Regions from separate parts of the Homo sapiens genome. Here region 2 is linked to region 1. Evidence: chromatin loops called from intact Hi-C (ENCODE). Cell type or tissue: stomach. All regions are shown on one strand. Links, peaks and the distances in the headings refer to the core of each region. The heading gives the core; the rest is flanking DNA.

Region 1 (8,842 bases), core at 2,494-7,493:
CTTCTTGTCCTTTGCTTCTCAGATACTCAACTTTTAAAAGCCTAACTCAAAATCTCAGGAGCTCTTGGAGTCGCCCTGCCTTACCCTCTGGGTGGTTGTTAACTCAGCATCTCCCACTAGTCTGGGACCCAGTTTCTCTGCTCAGCCTTAGCCTGCCCCTGGTCACCTAGCACAGTGCCTGTACTTGGTAGTGGCTCAGTGAGTTGGCTGAATGGACATGAAGTGGGTTCAGGCCACCCTGAGAAGTAGGGACAGCATAGTGGGGCAGTATCGAGGGGCCTTGGAAAGGCCAAGGGGGCAGAGTGCTGCAGTCTGCCTTGCTGGGTGTATTGACACTCAGAGCACCTGTGGGTCTGGCTGTATAGGCTGAGATGTCCTATTGGGAATGCCATTCATGTTCCCTCTGCCCAGGTTCCTTCCATGCCGGGGATCTCAGAGGATGCATAAGGAGAAGCCTTGGCTCTTAAAGGGCATGGCTGGCCTCCAAAGCCTACTCAACCCTACTGATTTAAGGTAGCTGTTTGAACACCTGGCTTAATTTGGGCTCTCTGTGGGGTGGGGGTTAAGGGCAGAGAGGGAGTAGATGCTGGGGGCTCTCAAGTTGAAGGAGTGGGGGCCACCGGGCACAGAACGCATTGCAGATGCACTGTCCTCCTGTGTACGTCGGCCAAGCAGGGAGGGACATTGAAGACTCACTGTCAACTCTTGGCATTGCTTCTGTCCAGAAAGATACATCTCTCATTATGTCTCCCTCCAGCAAGTGAAGCTGAGTAGACTACTCAGCATTTCTGAGAGACCTTGGTGGCTCCCAGTGGGATTGGAAGGCCTCAGAGAGCTATGCCTTGTGACCCAGCCCCAGCTACTGCCCACTCCTGGCCAGGGGTTCTCTAGCCATTGCTGGAGCTGTACTAGAGGCAGGAGTCCTCTGTACCATCCTTACTGGGCCTCTTCCAGGGTAAGCCCAGACAGGCGGGCAGTCAGCTCCAGAGGTAGCATTGAGTCCAGCCCCGTGGTTTCTGAAAGACAAACCGAGATATTTTCAGATCCCAACTCTGCCTCTTTCTGTGTGATCTTAGGCAAGTTATTTAATCTCTCTTTTACACTGGTAAAAAGGGGGATAAGAATGCCTGCCTTGTAGGATTGCAAGTTTTAAATGAACTGACAACATAGATAAGGTACCTAGCATAACGCCTAGATTCGCTCCCCTTCCTTCCTGCTTTTTGTTGGCCAGGAGCAAAATCCTGTGCTGGCTGTTTTTCTCCTTCCCTGCTCAGCCTTCCTGACTGCTGGTGAGATGGGGCGTGGCTCCAGGTGCTTAGACTTCAGTGTCTGCAAAGGGAAGGGATATCAGGGTGGGTGTGAGGGGCACAGAAGTGTGGGGGACAGTGAGAGGTGGGCCTTGCCTGCCTACTAGTCCATCCTAACCCAGCCATGAGTGGGACGGAGGTGGTGAGGACCAGACCTCTCACTTGCTATCTCCATTGATGGCCAGGAAGGCAGGGAGGTTCTTCGTGCCATCCCTTCTCTTCCCCCTACCTTCCACCAGACACTTCCCGATTCCATGCTGAGCAGCCCATGGCTTCCAGCAGCCAAAGCTTTACCCCCTCCCCCCACCCACTCTGGACTGGACTGACAGATGCTAGGCCTACTTACGTTTCCTGCTTGTGCCTTCCCACACAGGGGACAGCGGTGTGGGGCCAAGTGCAGGTGATATTGCCCAGGCACCAGCACAGAGACACACAGATGGGCCTGCCGGGGAGCTCCTGTGCTCAGGAAAACAGAGCCCAAAAGGGTGGGCACTGAGCTGCCAGTTAGGACTCAGACACAAGGTCAGATACTTCCTCCTGTGGTGCTGCAGCTGGAAATTTCGGCCATGGCTCCAGAGCAGTGTCAGAAAGGGATTGGTAACAAACAGAAAATGGCAGCCTGTATGTGTGGGGTACTTTGGGGATGAACAGCCAGTTAGAATTAAATGAAAATCTCACATCACTCGCTAGCTTTCAATCCTTTGACAGTTGCCCATCGGGTTTAGGATGGAACTAAATCTCTTGACGTGGTTTGCAAGACCCTGCATGGCCTGGCCCTTGCCTTTCCCTTTAGCCTCCTCTTCTTCCCCAGCTGCACTGCACCATTCCTCTGTCTGATCCTCCCACCGGCCATGTTTCCTCCTGGCCCAGAGTGTTCACAGACACTATTCCATCTTCCGGATTCCGCCATTCACCTGGTGTTCTGGGTAACGTCGGTCATGAGAGCAGGGACTTTGCATGCTCTTCCTTGGTTATATCCCCAGTGCCAAAAAGACAGCCTTGCTTGTAGAAGGCATCAAATAATACTTGTTGAGTGAATGGACCTAAGATTCATGCTTTAGTGAGTGGAGAAGTAGTTAAAAAAAAAAAACAAAACAGGATCTGTAGCTAGTCTTGGGAAAGCATTAAAATCTAGGGTGTGTGAGTGTGAACCCCAGCCCTGCCACTTACGAACTCTATGGCAGGAGTCCCCAACCCCCGGGCCATGGTCTGTGAGGAGCTGGGCTGCACAGCAGGAGGCGAGCGAGTGAAACTGAGCTCCGCCTCCTGTCATATTAGTGGCGACATTAGATTCTCACAGGAGCATGAACCCTATTGGGAACTGTGCATTCAAGGGATCCAGGCTGCACACTCCTTATGAGAGTCTAATGATAAATGTAATGTGCTTGAATCATCCCAAAGCCATCCCCCAACCATACGTGGAAAAATTGCCTTCCATGAAACCAGTCCCTTGTGCCAAAAATGTTGGGGACCACTGCTCTGTGGGATTTTGGCCAAAGTACTTAATCTCTCTGTGCCTCAGTCTCCTTGTCTAAGGGATGAGGATAACAGAGGCTAGCTTTTTGAGTTTTGGATTTATATTAGTTATGTTAGAACAATGGCTGGCCCATAGTATCTTTGTTATTGTTTTTTCTCGCAGGGTCTACCTTGCCTCCCCCACTTTTTGCCCTGTACTCTGTGAAGTCCATCTGGTATATGCTGTCTTAGTACCTTGCCGCCTTTTACATACCACCCGACACAGTTGCCCACTACCCTTGCTGCTGCGATGTATTTGATCAATGTCTATCCTTTAGCTTTAGCTTCCAGAGCTCGGGAACGACGTCGATTTTGCCCATCACTGGGGCCACATACTGGGTGCTCAGTGTTGCATAGCCTGGGCCCACTCTGGATTTGCCCCTGAGCATGGGGATTTGGAGGTGTGAGTCCCGACACTGGCTCTCACTCCAGATGGGTAAAGAATGCACCTTGTATTCCCACCTTTCTGAGGCACCCCCTCTCCTGTCTCCCACAGGCACTGACATGGCCGTCTTCTGTCTGCTGTGTGGGAAGCGCTTCCAGGCGCAGAGCGCACTGCAGCAGCACATGGAGGTCCACGCGGGCGTGCGCAGCTACATCTGCAGTGAGTGCAACCGCACCTTCCCCAGCCACACGGCTCTCAAACGCCACCTGCGCTCACATACAGGTAGGTCAGTCCAGCTGATGGGTGGATCTGGGTCTCTGGGAGCCAGCGTCTATATTTACCTCCAAGGACGTAAAGTGGAGGTGGTGGGCTGAGTCAGCCTTCAGTCCTTCTGCTCAAGGCTTGGACGTGCAGAGGCTGCCCGTCGTGCAGGTAAATGTGGACAGTTCTCCCAGTCCCCTCCTGTGGACCGTCGGTTCAAAGTCTTTCCGTGTTCAACACAGGATGCTCATTAAAAAGGCAGGCTCTTGGGTCCCACTCTCAGAACCTTTTATTCCATGGGTCCAGGGTGGGGTCCCAGATTCAGCATTATTAATATGTATTCCCAAGGGATTCTCATGTAGGTAGACCCAAAATGAATTTTGAGAAAAACTGACCTGCTGGGTCTCTTAACATTGTCTGCCCTGCCTCCCACCACTCTTGATGCCCCGCCGCTCTATCCATACACATTTCTGAAGTCAGCTTCGGGCTTCTGAGGGCAAGTTGAAGCAGTGATCCTACTTTCCCCACAGTAACAAAGGCCTGTACTTGGACCTTAACCCTGTTTAGGGAAGACAAGGAGGGCATTTAAACGATGAGCAATGAAATATCACTGCTCAGCCAGTTCCAGGTGATGGGACAAGGGAGGGGGTACAAGGTAAGGAGGCTGGGCCAGGTGCTGAGGGGCTGGCCATTCCCTGCCACCAGCCTCTAGGGCTTGAGGGATGGGGACACTTGGTCCCTGATGGCCAAGAGGCATTTGCTTTCCTGCAGCAGCTCCCAGTTTTCCCTAACAGGGGAGTGGATGGCTTAAATTCCTTATTTTCTCTATGACAAAACTGGGGCTCTGCTGAAACTACCTGGTTAAAGGAATGCCCATTTCTGAGTCTGCCTTTGTGTGCTGTGTTTGTAGGGAGGGTTGGGGTCAGGTCTCTATCTGGGTATATAACAGAGCGTATACTTGTAAAAACCTCTGCATGCCACGTAAAGGAACAGTAGGCCCTCTCCTCATTTTGAGAGTCTTGTCACAGCTCAGAGATTGAGTATGCAGACCAGGTCTTGCATGGGTGGCAGGCTCTGCTAAATAAGGGAAGAGCTTTACTTCTCATGGACTGAGCTGGCCTGGCCAGCCAGCAGCAGGTATCCTCATTAAGGAGCCTTCCTGGCTGTCACTTCTGGATGCCATTTTGTTCAGGGGAGCACATTGTCTTAGCATCACCAGATTTGCACAGAACTACTTAAAATTTCTGGGACAGGACGGAGGTAGGGCCCAGAGGGGTGGGCTCAATAAAAAGGGCCCAGGAGAGTGGGATGTTGACAAGGACTTTCTCTACAGCGATTGCGTAAGCATTTCCCCTGCAGCTATATGCACCTTCCTATGAACGCCTCCCTCAACAGTTCCCCAGGTTCATTCGGTCTTATGAAAGATGGCTAGATACCTTTCAGCCACTTCTGAGCATGCCACTGGGTCCAATCAGTTGGCTTCATGTGACTTGAATGATCTCAGTCCTGCTAAATCCACCCAGGATGTGCCCTGCTCTGACCATGCCACCTTCTCAGAGCTCAGATATGAAAATGTCACATGCTCTTGTGTCAGTCATGGCTCAGATCCACGGGGAGGGGCTGTTTCCAGAGTTAGGGAGAAGCCCTTGCTTATTCTAGGAAACACGGAGCATGTGTGCTGCCTATGCACACACAGAGAAACACCCATCAATTTTCACACCAGCGAGGCACTGCGCACACAAGCCATATACAGGCTGTGCACACCCCACACACAATGCCTCATTAATATTCCGTTGTTCTTGGCCCATTTGCTGCTGGGGCCGGGTGTTTAGCATCAGCAGCTGTGTTTGGTAGGTTAGTCCAGCCGTGCTCTTGGCATTGATGGATCCCTGATTCACACGGCTCATCATATAATAAACTCTCAGCTGTGCTGAAGGGAGGGGCTGGAAGGGAGGGGCCTGAGGAGCCAGCAGGATGGGGCTGGGGTGGGGAGGACGACAGACACTGGGCTTGGCCAGTGCCAGAGAAAGCACCAAGTAAGGACAGATTGGGGGGGGCGGGGTCACAGGTGCACTGGGCAGGCTGGAGGGGGCTCTAATTAGTCTCGTTTGTCCTGCACTTAATGTCAAGCTCATTAAAGAGGCTACAGAGTTAATCAACATACCACAAATTGGATTTTGAGTTCTGCAGCCAGTTTTGTGTACATTATGGCCACACTGACACAATCAGCTCTCAGGGTGAAGATTTCACGCCAGGTGCACACCGTGCTTCCAAATCGGGATGGGGATACGTGTGTGTTGGTGACTTTTTCTTTCTTTTTTTTTTGTTGTTGTTTGTTTTTCCTTCTAAGTTCTTTTTATTCTTTTCCCTGGGCAGACTCAAGAATTTCCTATTTAAACTCATTTAACATGTGCTCCACTTCATAATTAAATTCCTAAAAATCGGATCAAACAAACTCCTCTGTCTTAACCCTTTGTTTTTTAAATTGTTAGGGACCCCTCTGGAGGGGAAAGGCACAGGCAGCCGCCCCCTTCCCCCCCACCGCCGCCTTCACCCCCACCCGGCTGGGTGGCTGCCGATGTACGTTTTAATTACCGGCTCCAGCTGAAGTCTCACGTGGCCTTGGCTTTATTTATTTATTTATACCTTAATGAGGATACTGAATCTTTGATTAAAGTCGTAATCGTTGCCGATTCAGTAAGGAGGGGGAGTTGGATGTCAGACCAGACAGGGCTGTGAGTGCAGACACACGGAGAGAGTGGGTTCGGGTGCACACACAGACTGGCCCTTACTGTGTTAGACACACAACTAATTAGTACCAGGGTCTGCACAGGCCTCCACTCCCTTGAGTTTGATGGGGCTGGGGGCCAGGCAGTCCGCATGGCTCTGGCAGTGAGGATGGGCAGGTAGCAATTTCCCCAACTGAGAACCCTGGGCCTTGGCCCATCCCCAGATCTGCAGGTGAGGGACTCGCTGGCCGAGCCTCTGAGCCAGTGCAACACCCCATAGATTGGGGTGAACTGGTGTCAAGGCACGATGCCACTCTTTGAGCTTCTCTCATCTGATTCCCTGATGGAAGTGCCCCTCTCATGGCATGGGTGCTTCTTGCAAATCTTCCACCCATGAGAAAGTCACTGATCAGACCCCAGCATCCGCTCCCCTCAGAGCCCTAAAAACCCCTCAGAGCCATCAGAACAGATGAGAATTTATGTGGGTACAGGGGCCTAACTTTGGGAGGGGGGAGCTTTGGTTAGTGGCCCGAGGAGGGGAGAGACAGGAGAGAGTAAAATATCATTTTAAAAAGGAAGTGAAGGCACAGGCATGCGAGTCTATAACGAGAAGGACAATTTATGCCCAGGCACGAGCGCAGTTTGACATGGGGATAATGCAAAAACGTAGGTCATTGTGGATGACTTAAACCTTCAGCAGCTGAAGAAAATGTATGAAATGCAGAGGACATTACACGGTTGGCAGCCCCGCACATCTGCAGAGGGACAAGTGAAATACAGTGGGCCATTCTTTACCATAAACTGTGGTTGTTGGAGATGCAGCCCAGAGAAATTGTAATTACAGTGACAAGACGAATCAGCGATATTTAAATATTCATGAACAAAGTCTGGGGTGATCAATCTATCTTTATTGTCTGCGCCTTCACTCCTGTAATAAATAAGTAGCTGGAGTCCTCACCTTTCATCCCCCAAGCCCCCCACTTTGGATATGAAAGGCAAGATGGTTATTCTCCACACCCCAACCTCTCATGCTCTGGAGATTTAAGAGTGGGATCCTCAAAAAAGAAAAGGCAGTTCTCTCCAAGTTTCATAGACCCACCATTTCCTGGGTCTGTTCTGGATCCTCCCTGTGCGATACACTGAGGCTACAAGGATGGGTGAGGCTTGCTTCTTATCCTGGTGGTGCTTCCATGCTGGAGGTATGGTGGGCAAGCCAGTAGATACAGCATAGTGTGTCAGCAAGCTGACAAGTATATGGTACCCTGACTCTAGAGCCAGACCCAAACCTGAATCCCAACTCAGCTCCTTACTTGCCGTTTCACCTTAGGGATGATGTGGAAGCATCTCATTTTTTTCTCAACTGTAAAATGAGACTAATATCTTTCTTTAAGTTTGTTGCCATGATCATCTGATGCGATCACATCACACATCTGAGTGCTCAGGAAATGTAGCCCATTTTAATGCGAAAGTGGCATAAAAATGATACCACACTAATAACAGAACAAAATTCTGGGCATTTCTTCTCTTTGGGGACACAGAAGAAAGTGTGATTCATTCTGCCTGGGGAACTAAAGGGAAGCGTCCACGCGGGGGTATCATATGAGCTGGGCTTTGAAGGATGATTAGGAGTTCACCAGGGAGAAAAGAAGAAATCGAGCAGAGGAAACAGCTATGTAAGACTGTGGAGGAAGGAAATTGGGGACTGTAGAAGGTGTTTGGGGGACAATGTGAAGTTCCTCAAATTGGAGAGATTTCTTTGAAGGTTGGGGAGTCAGGCTGGAGTGACTTTCACCCTTAACCTAAAGGAAGGGGAGAAGAGGTCATCTGAGAAGCAAGATGGTGAGGTCTCATGTATCCACAAGGGGGCTTGCTTTCTGGGGACTGCTGTCCATCCCTGAACCAAATGGGCTCTCTTTCCCAGGACTGGCCCTTGCCCCACAGATGATCATGGGGCCACAGTAAAGTATGGTCATGTGTGAAGACAGGTATTGCTTGTTTATTCAATGGAGGTGTGGCCGTGGATCCTTAAGTTGTCTTTGGAGGTGGTGAATACAGGCCGTCGCATCCTTCTCATGCACAGAATGTGCCCTACTGTCCCCTGAAGAGGGGGCAGGGAGAGGCAAAGGCCTGATCCAGCCCCTTGTCTCCACAGGCGACCACCCCTACGAGTGTGAGTTCTGTGGCAGCTGCTTCCGGGATGAGAGCACACTCAAGAGCCACAAACGCATCCACACGGGTGAGAAACCCTACGAGTGCAATGGCTGTGGCAAGAAGTTCAGCCTCAAGCATCAGCTGGAGACGCACTATAGGGTGCACACAGGTACCGAAGGCCAGGGAGGGGCCTGAGCTGGCTCTGGGACCTGGGCGGAGGTGGGAAGCAGATAGTCTCCTAGAGAAGCCTAAGTGAGGATGATCCCAGGCTGAATCAAAGAGTAGAAGAGGTTCTATTAAGAGCTGGTATGGTGGCCTGAGGACCACCACACCCCAGTCAAGGTGGCCTGAGGGCCATCAGTCAAGGCCAAGGCAGACATTACTAATCAATCCCAGCACACTTTCCAGTGAGCCCCCATCAGCCCTCCAGGCAGCTATACCAGTAGTTCAGAGGTGACATGCAAAATGATGTCTGTATATGAGTCCTGAATTAG
Region 2 (8,158 bases), core at 3,159-8,158, 340 kb before region 1:
GAAACTGGGTTATTTATTTTATTTTATTTTGTTTTATTTTTTGAGATGGAGTTTTGCTCTTGTTCCCAGGCTGGAGTGCAATGACGCAATCTCGGCTCACTGCAACCTCTGCCTTCTGGGTTCAAGCGATTCTCCTTCCTCAGCCTCCTGAGTAGCTGGGATAACAGGCATGGGCCACCATGCCCAGCTAATTTTGTATTTTTAGTAGAGATGGGGTTTCACCATGTTGGTCAGGCTGGTCTCGAACTCCTGACCTCAGGTGATCCACGAGACTGGGTAATTTATAAAGAAAGTGGTTTAATTGACCCATAGTTCTGCATGGCTGGGGAGACCTCAGGAAACTTACAATCATGGTGGAAGGGGAAGGGGAAGCAAGGCAACATCATCCATGGTGGAGAGAGAGAGAGAAGGGGGAAGCGCCACACTTTTAAACTATCAGGTCTCATGAGAACTCACTATCATGAGAACAGCAAGGGGAAAATCTGCCCCCATGATCCAATAACCTCTCACCAGGCCCCTCCTCTGACACATGCGGATTGAAATTTGAGATGAGATTTGGGTGGGGACATACAGCCAAACCATATTAGTGGATGAAAAATGCTGTATGTAAGATAGTGAGGAGGGACCATTTTTGTGAAAAACTGAAGGGTGGGGAGAGGAGCAATACCAAACCTAAAAGAACTGAGTATGAGCTGGGTGTAGTGGTGCATGCCTATATTCCTAGCTACTGGGGAGGCCAAGGCGGAAGGATCACTTGAGCTCAGGAGATCAAGACCAGCCTGGGCAACATACCAACACCTCATCTCTACTAAAAAGAGAAGAAATTAGCCAGGTGTGGTGGCACACACATATACTCCCAGCTATGGGAGGCTGGGATGGGAGGATTGCTTGAGGCTGGGAGATGGAGGCTACAGTGAGCCATGATCACACCACTGCATTCCAGCCTGGGCGACAGAGTGAAACTCTGCCTCTTAGGGAAAAAAAAAAAAAAAGCTAAAAGTACTGAGTAAACAAAGTCCAGACAGGACACTAAGATTAGAAAAAGAAAGATCTAAGCCAGCTGACAGTACAGAGCAAGGCTGTCAAGGAAAGATCAGGAAGCATTGTATATAAACTACTTTGAAGACAAGTCACTCATACAAAATCATTGCCATCTTGACAGAATTCATCAGCCAATAAAGAGCCATAATGGGCAGGATTACTAGACTGTTGTTAAGTTAGCTAATGAAAGTTGTAATGTACCTGTATTACACATCATTAGTAATGGCCTTCCAGTAACAGATGGGCATATCAGAAAGTGCAAAGAAAAGGGAGGGAAGCACGTCCCCAGAAGGTTTGACTTAGAGTCATAGCTTACTACAATGCATGGCAAGAATGCAATGTCGATCATCGCCTCAATTAAACCTTTGCATAAAGGGATGCTTCTGCATTGCTTTCCCATAAAAACTGCTACCTACATAGCTATATTGCCTGTAGCTTGCCTTTCTCTTGTCCTAATTCATCCCATAAGTAGAAGCTGACAATTCAAAGAACTGATAGGAAGAGCTGAGACTTTGAGGGCCAGATCAGTCCTCTATGATCTTCCCTCTTGATGAAGCCCCATTTATCTGCCCACCCTCTCTAAAGAGTATTTCTCAGATAAACTTTCCATAACTGTGTACCAAAGTTCCTCCACCAAGTTACATTTAAATTACTCTTTCTTCTGAAATATTTTCAAATGTATAGCAGAATTGGATGGATAGTACAAAGAATTCCCCTAGACCCCCACAATCATTTGAGAATAAGTTAGCGACATGATCAACATGATGTGCCCTGTTTTTGTTTTTTGTTTTTTTTTTCTTTTCTGAGACAGAGTCTCATTCTGTCGCCCAGGCTGAAGTGCAGTGGTGTGATCTCGGCTCAGTGCAACCTCTGCCTTCTGGGTTCACAAGATTCTCATGCCTCAGCCTCCTGAGTAGCTGGAATTACAGGCATGTGCCACCGTGCCGGGCTAATTTTTGTATTTTTAGTAGAGACAGGGTTTCACCATGTTGGCCAGGCTGGCCTTGAACTCCTGATCTCAGGTGATCTACCCACCTAGGTCTCCTAAAGTGCTGGGATTACAGGCGTGAGCCACTGTGTGCGATCTTCCCTCATTCTTGAATACTTAGTGTGCTGGTCTTACAAACAAGGACATTCTTTTGCATAATCTCTATACAATTAAAATCAGGAAACCAACATTACTACATTGCCACATTACTACCATCTAATCCACATACCTCATTCGAGTTTCAATTCTTCCCAAAATGTTCTTTATAACAAAAGGATCCAATTCAGAATCAGATATTGTGCTTGTGTCTCTTTAGTCTGATAGGTTCCTCAGTCTTTCCTTAACTTTTATAACCTTGGCACTTTTGTGTGTGTGTGTTTTTGTTTTTGAGACAGGGTCTACCTCTATTGCCCAGGCTGGAGTGCAGTGGCACAATCACAGCTCACTGCAGACTCTATCTCCTGAGCTCAAGTGATCCTCCTGCCTCAGCCTCCCAAGTAGCTGGGACTACAGGAGTGCACCACCACATTAAACTAATCTTTTATTTTTTTGTGTGGAGACAGGGTATCCTTATGTAGCTTAGGCTGGTCTCAAATTCCTGGGCTCAAGCAGTCCTCTTACTTCAACCTCCCAAAGTACTGGGATTACAGGTATGAGCCATTGCACCTGGCCCACCTTGGCACTTTTGAAGATGCCTGCTGTTTTGTTTGTCCCACAGTATGCCACTGTCTCATCTGGTGTTTCCTCCTGAATAGATTCAAGTTATGAATTTTTGGCAAGACTATACCGGAAGAGCTATGGAAGCTAGGTGTGCTTGTTACTATTGGGGTGTCATTCTCCTAGGCTGCTAAGTGGACAGAGCTAGGGAATATATGCATGTATGAACATGTGCAAACACACATTACATTTGTATTTATTTCTTTTCTTTTCTTTTTTTTTTTTTTTTTTTGAGGCGGAGTCTCCCTCTGTCTCCCAGGCTGGAGTGCAGTGGCGCGATCTTGGTTCATGGCAACCTCCACCTCCTGATTCAAACAATTCCCCTGCCTCAGCCTCCCGAGTAGCTGGGATTACAGGCATGTGCCACCACGCCTGACTAATTTTTGTAGTTTCAGTAGAGATGGGGCTCACCATGTTGGTCAGGCTGGTCTCAAACTCCTAACCTCAAGTGATCCACTGGCCTCGGCCTCCCAAAGTGCTGGGATTACAGGCTTGAGCCACCACGCCCAGCTTATTTGCAATTATTTATATATTTAGCAAATGTACTGAAAACCATGGGTTCACACTGATACCTCCAAAACCAAGTCAACACCAAATGGTTATCTTAGTTTTCTCTCTTTCTGTGTATACCACTCCCTTCACCAACAGTAAGAAAGCAATTAGGCTACATTTTATTGGTAGATGAAAATTAGGTGTAGAACTTCATGGATTCTAAACAAAGGGACTGAGTGATTAGGAGAATAGGAATCAAATATATACTTTCCCCCCTTCGGTTGGCTCTGTGAAAATTTATATCAAAATTTGCCTCTATAATCTCATTTTTAATAAAAAAGCAGGCAGATGTTGGAAATGGTATTTGTTTTTTCTTTCTAGAGCATCTGGGGGTGTCTAGAAATGGAAAATAGTGTTATTGTATAGAATTATGCATCATGTTCCTTAGTAATGAAAAATGAATGCGTATTCAATCAAAAAGTGAAAAAAAAACTTTTATTAAATGATGTTGAACTTTGTTTTCATCTTCAATAAGCCTAGAAGCATCCTTTCTAGAAGGTTACTTTCTGAATTGTGAGCAGTGAAAATTTGAGAAGCCCTCCTATTTATCAAAAGTCAATGTTTCTTTTAATTAAAAGGGCTTAGGAAAAACAAAAAGCACTTTTCCATTGCATTGTTTGCAGTTGTTCTTCATTAGACAATACCAGGTTTCCATTAGCCTTGTGTAATTCAAGAGCCCAAGAACCACTGTCAAATGCTGAAGATGTTACTGCATAAGTCTGATTTAGAACAGCTATTTGGATTTCAATTATTAATGAAATTAGTGTCCTGAATGTCAGCAAGAGTACTGCCTTAGGTAAAGGCTGTAAAGGAAATCATATTAGTGTGGAATTTCCTCTCCTTAGGGGCTCCTCTTAGATTACATTATTCACTTAGCTATCTCCTGTCAGGAAAATGGAAATGTTGGCCACGGTCTGATCTTGGGGCAGAACCAAAGGGAGAAGTTAAGGGATTTCATGACGGCATCAATTCCAAAACATTTGCATGGTGCTGGTATTGCCTTTGGTCCCACTGAGTGTTTACAAAATAGCACCAGTAAGGATAGCATCAACTGGCAAACGGAGAAGGAGGAGAACAGAGTGGAGAGGAACCCTGTTAGGAGAAATTGAGCGGCATTCCATCTGGTAGGCAAGTTTGCATTTCTCCTTTTTGGGATCTGCCCAGGAATGTTGTCAAGTGTAATGGCTCCCCTGTGGGCCTGCATCCTGGTGGCTGCAGGTGAGTCCTTTTAATAATTTTACTAGGCATTAAGGATTAACTCTTAGAAGATAGAGACAATATTTGTATACACCGTACTGTAGGACTTCTCAGGCATGTTTGTTTTTATTCATCGTCTGTAAAATGCCAGTCCTGTGAAGCTATATGGAAAACAATGATTTGTTTGTGACTTGGCTCCTATGATTGCAAATACGTATACATATAGCATCAGACTGTGGGGCTTTTTACACATAGCTGAAAATATGCTCTGAAATGTTATAATTGCTTGATAAATCTCTGCTTCTCTAGAAATCAAGCTCTCTGCAGGTTGATTGAGAGTTTGGGGCATTCTTTTTCAAATTTGCTTTTATGTGTGGATAATATGTTTTTATTATCCAAAATAGTCTTGGCTTCATTATCAGCTGTTAGCAGCCCAGAGAAAAAGTCCACTAGATTTGTCATGGCTACAGATATATGTATATCATTTTGGTATTAGAGGCCTTAACATCTCGCCTTACAAAATCTATATAGGTGATGAGTATATCTCTAAAGACAGGTACTATAAACTGGTAAGTTTTGAGTCTACAATTCCTCTTAAAAGTAATTTAGAAGTTAATACTTTTTTTTCTAAATTTCTAGAACTATATTTCCATGGCACCAGTATTAACTCTACTGAATTGAATCATTTTAGTTAGGATACAATTGATTCTTAGTACATGCGCACAAATCAAGAATTTATGATTATGCTGGTGTTCTCAACACCCCACTTTCTTGAGGTTTCTCCTAGAGCTCATATCTGAATTCTCAAGTTTTAGGATGTAACTGGAAGTGGAATGAGTCAATTATAGAGATGAGTTAGAAATTTGGTAGCCAGGAAGCTGGAAATGATTTTTTTATTGGGTAGAGAAGAAAAATAGCCACTTATCATTAAAGTATAAAAATCCTGGATGTTGAACATAAAGGATAAAAGCATATCTTAATTGTAAAAAATAAAAACAGAGGAAGTGTCATTAAATGCCAAATGGGTTTCTTAGTAGAAAATAATCGTGAACATTAAACTAAGATAAAATAGAAAAATGAAGGTAAGAAAACAGACTAAGTTCTTAACAATATCTCTCTAATGTTTTGTATTATGCATGATTTTTGTTCTAAATGTAGCAGAAAGAAGTGTTTTAATAGTGTCTGATAACCAGTGCTTTACCATAAATCATTCCGTGGATACTTGTTGCAGAAAGACCTGCCCTGTGGAATTGTACTGGGTTTTACTATGTTTACTTTACGTATTTTACTATATTTACAAATCAAGATGATTTGTTAAGTGTAAGAGCACGGAACCAATCCCAGGGGGCAGTGTGCTGGTATAGAAGGAGGCCTGAACAAGGAGAGCCAGCTAATTCCTGCTTCACCACTCACCAGCCACGTAACCCTGGGAAGTCAATTAATCTCTTAGAGACTCAGTTTTCCTGTAAGCTAACTTTATTTTGGATATTCATGACAATCAGATAAGACAGCATTGTTAAATTGTAAGGTGAAATGCAAATGTAAGATATTATTAACCTGAAAACACATGCAGAAAATACCACTGGCTATTTCTGTCCAATAATATACTCCATACAACATGTCAGTCTTCTTTTTGAAAGGTTACTTGCTGTTGTTCCTGATATTCTCAGGGAGCCAGGTTACACTTAATCATGTAGCGTCATGATTAAGAGCTTGGACTTCGAATCCAGACCAGCTGTGTGTAAATATCACTCCCTTCACTTGCAAGCTTCATGACCTTGGGCAGTGCTAAGCTCACTATGCCAATAGTCCCTCATCTGCAGGAATAGTGCACTCCTCACAGAGCTGTAGAGTACCTGTCTCATAAGTTTGTTGGGAACTTTGAAGGAGATCATTCATGTGAGGACTTAGCCTGGTGCCTGGCATACAGTCAGCATTCAATTAGTGTTAGGAATTCAATACATAAATCTCATTTCCTTTTAACCTCTCAGATATATGTGTAACTCTCTTATAATCCTACAGATACATAGTGACTAAAGCAAGAATAGTGCTTTCCATCAAAGTGCCCTGAACACTTTAAGATAGGTGCATGGGAGAGTAAGTCATTAAAACAAGGAAAACACAGGAATAATTTTACTGTGTTCTTATCTTCCTCCTTTTCAATCTCTCTTCACCTGCAAGTGCTTCATAGCTCAGTCCCTAACACATTCTACTTTCCAGAAATCTTACAAGTGAATCATTTGAAGCTGATTATTAGCATTCAAGAAGGCAGTTTTGGCGAGGAATCTTTTCTGGGTCTGTTGATAGCTTCCATCAGTGTCTGTTGAAACATCACTGAACTGTGAGTCATTTAGTGCTTGTGTGAATGTCACATTAGCTTTCAAGGGGCATAATTTACTGTTAATTAATGGTCACTTAAATCCTTAATCTCTCTCCTGTAATTGATCTTTCTCCTCAGGCAAATTTGCATTCATAGTAGAAATGTAATTTATTATTTCTTCCCATCTTAAACAAAGAACTCTTTCCCCTTTTGGTTTATTTAAGCATATTTCCATTTGCTTATTATTTTTCTCCTTTCAGTGCTTGATTCTCTTTTGTTCCTAGTCCTAGCTTCCAGAACTTTCTCTTTTTAACCAAGATTTTGACCCATTCTAGAAAACATGAGTTTATCCATAGGGAATCTATGGATTGCTTCCTAGACAAGATCGCAGAGGGGAATTTGAGTCTTTGTGAGCAGACAGTGCGAGGAACACATATTCATTTCTCAGAATTATGTTTTAATGCTGTCTCGGGTAATTTCCTGTATTGAAACATACTCATTTCGGTGTTTCCCCAACTGAGACTTGAATTGGGAGCTTCCAAGCGAGGTAAACGTGAAGCTGCCCACAGCAAAGTTGGCAGGAAAAGCACTGGGACAGCTTTGCCTTGTGCTCCTGACTTCCCTCCCCTGGGGTACACCAGCGAGAAATGTTCTCAGGTAGAGAGATTCACAGCACACTTTTTGACAATAACAGTTCACAAAAACCCTACAAATGATGCCTGATGCAAGCCACACACCTTAGTCCTGCACGCCTGAATAGCTAACGCCATTTTAGGCATCTTCTTGGGTGGATTGTTAGGGAGTTAAAATGCTCATTAGATTCCCAGTTCCGACGGTAATGAAAGTGTATATTGCACTGCCCACAAGGAGTCTGGCATTGTACCTCCAGCATTGTTGTTAGCGTTTTGGTCACACTGACATTGTTAAATCATAGAAATTGCTGCCTGTAGCGGCAAGTGACATGACATCATTCATAAAGAAATGGGTATAAACAGGATTGTCGCACAGGGAGAAGCGATCTCATTTACAGTTTCCTGCTGGATCCCTCATACCTTTGGCAGCTCATCAAAATAACCATCAAAACCACTGACAGCCCAGGCAAATTCACACGCAGGACACTACAGAGAGATTTCACTCACGCACTTTGTCAGGAGGTGTGCAATTTGCTTCGGTCCAATGACTGAGTGAAGCATTGAATCCCCTAAGGGCTGGCAAAGCTTGTGAACAAAATATCTTTTTGCAATTCAGAGAAAGCCCTCACAAATTTGTCACTTCCAATTGCTGGTGCTCATTTCTCTTGCTTCCCTTCCTCTGGCCTCCCTGGCCTCAACACCAGTCACAGC

Evidence for each region. Peaks named below come from ENCODE experiments on the same cell type or tissue, not always from the same donor. Only the 100,000 strongest peaks of a DNase experiment are listed, where the experiment ranks them.
Region 2: a loop joins it to region 1, with 2.8 times the contacts of the local background. A loop is called at or near these places in 3 of 110 quality-filtered maps.

Annotation. Positions count from the first base shown.
Region 1 is chr11:114,238,849-114,247,690 of GRCh38, forward strand. It overlaps ZBTB16 (zinc finger and BTB domain containing 16), which reads left to right. Exons shown (of 7, transcript NM_006006.6): 5 at 3,319-3,489; 6 at 8,350-8,517. Among named protein-coding and RNA genes, the nearest start is that of NNMT, 53 kb to the right of the region's middle. RefSeq lists an enhancer at 1,607-2,106. In stomach, for the core only: no CTCF peak of the experiment used is centred there; a DNase peak (open chromatin) is centred at 5,313; H3K27ac peaks cover 736 bases.
Region 2 is chr11:113,900,470-113,908,627 of GRCh38, forward strand. It overlaps HTR3B (5-hydroxytryptamine receptor 3B), which reads left to right and starts at 4,327. Exons shown (of 9, transcript NM_006028.5): 1 at 4,327-4,516. The coding sequence starts at 4,465. In stomach, for the core only: no CTCF peak of the experiment used is centred there; DNase peaks (open chromatin) are centred at 5,852 and 6,232.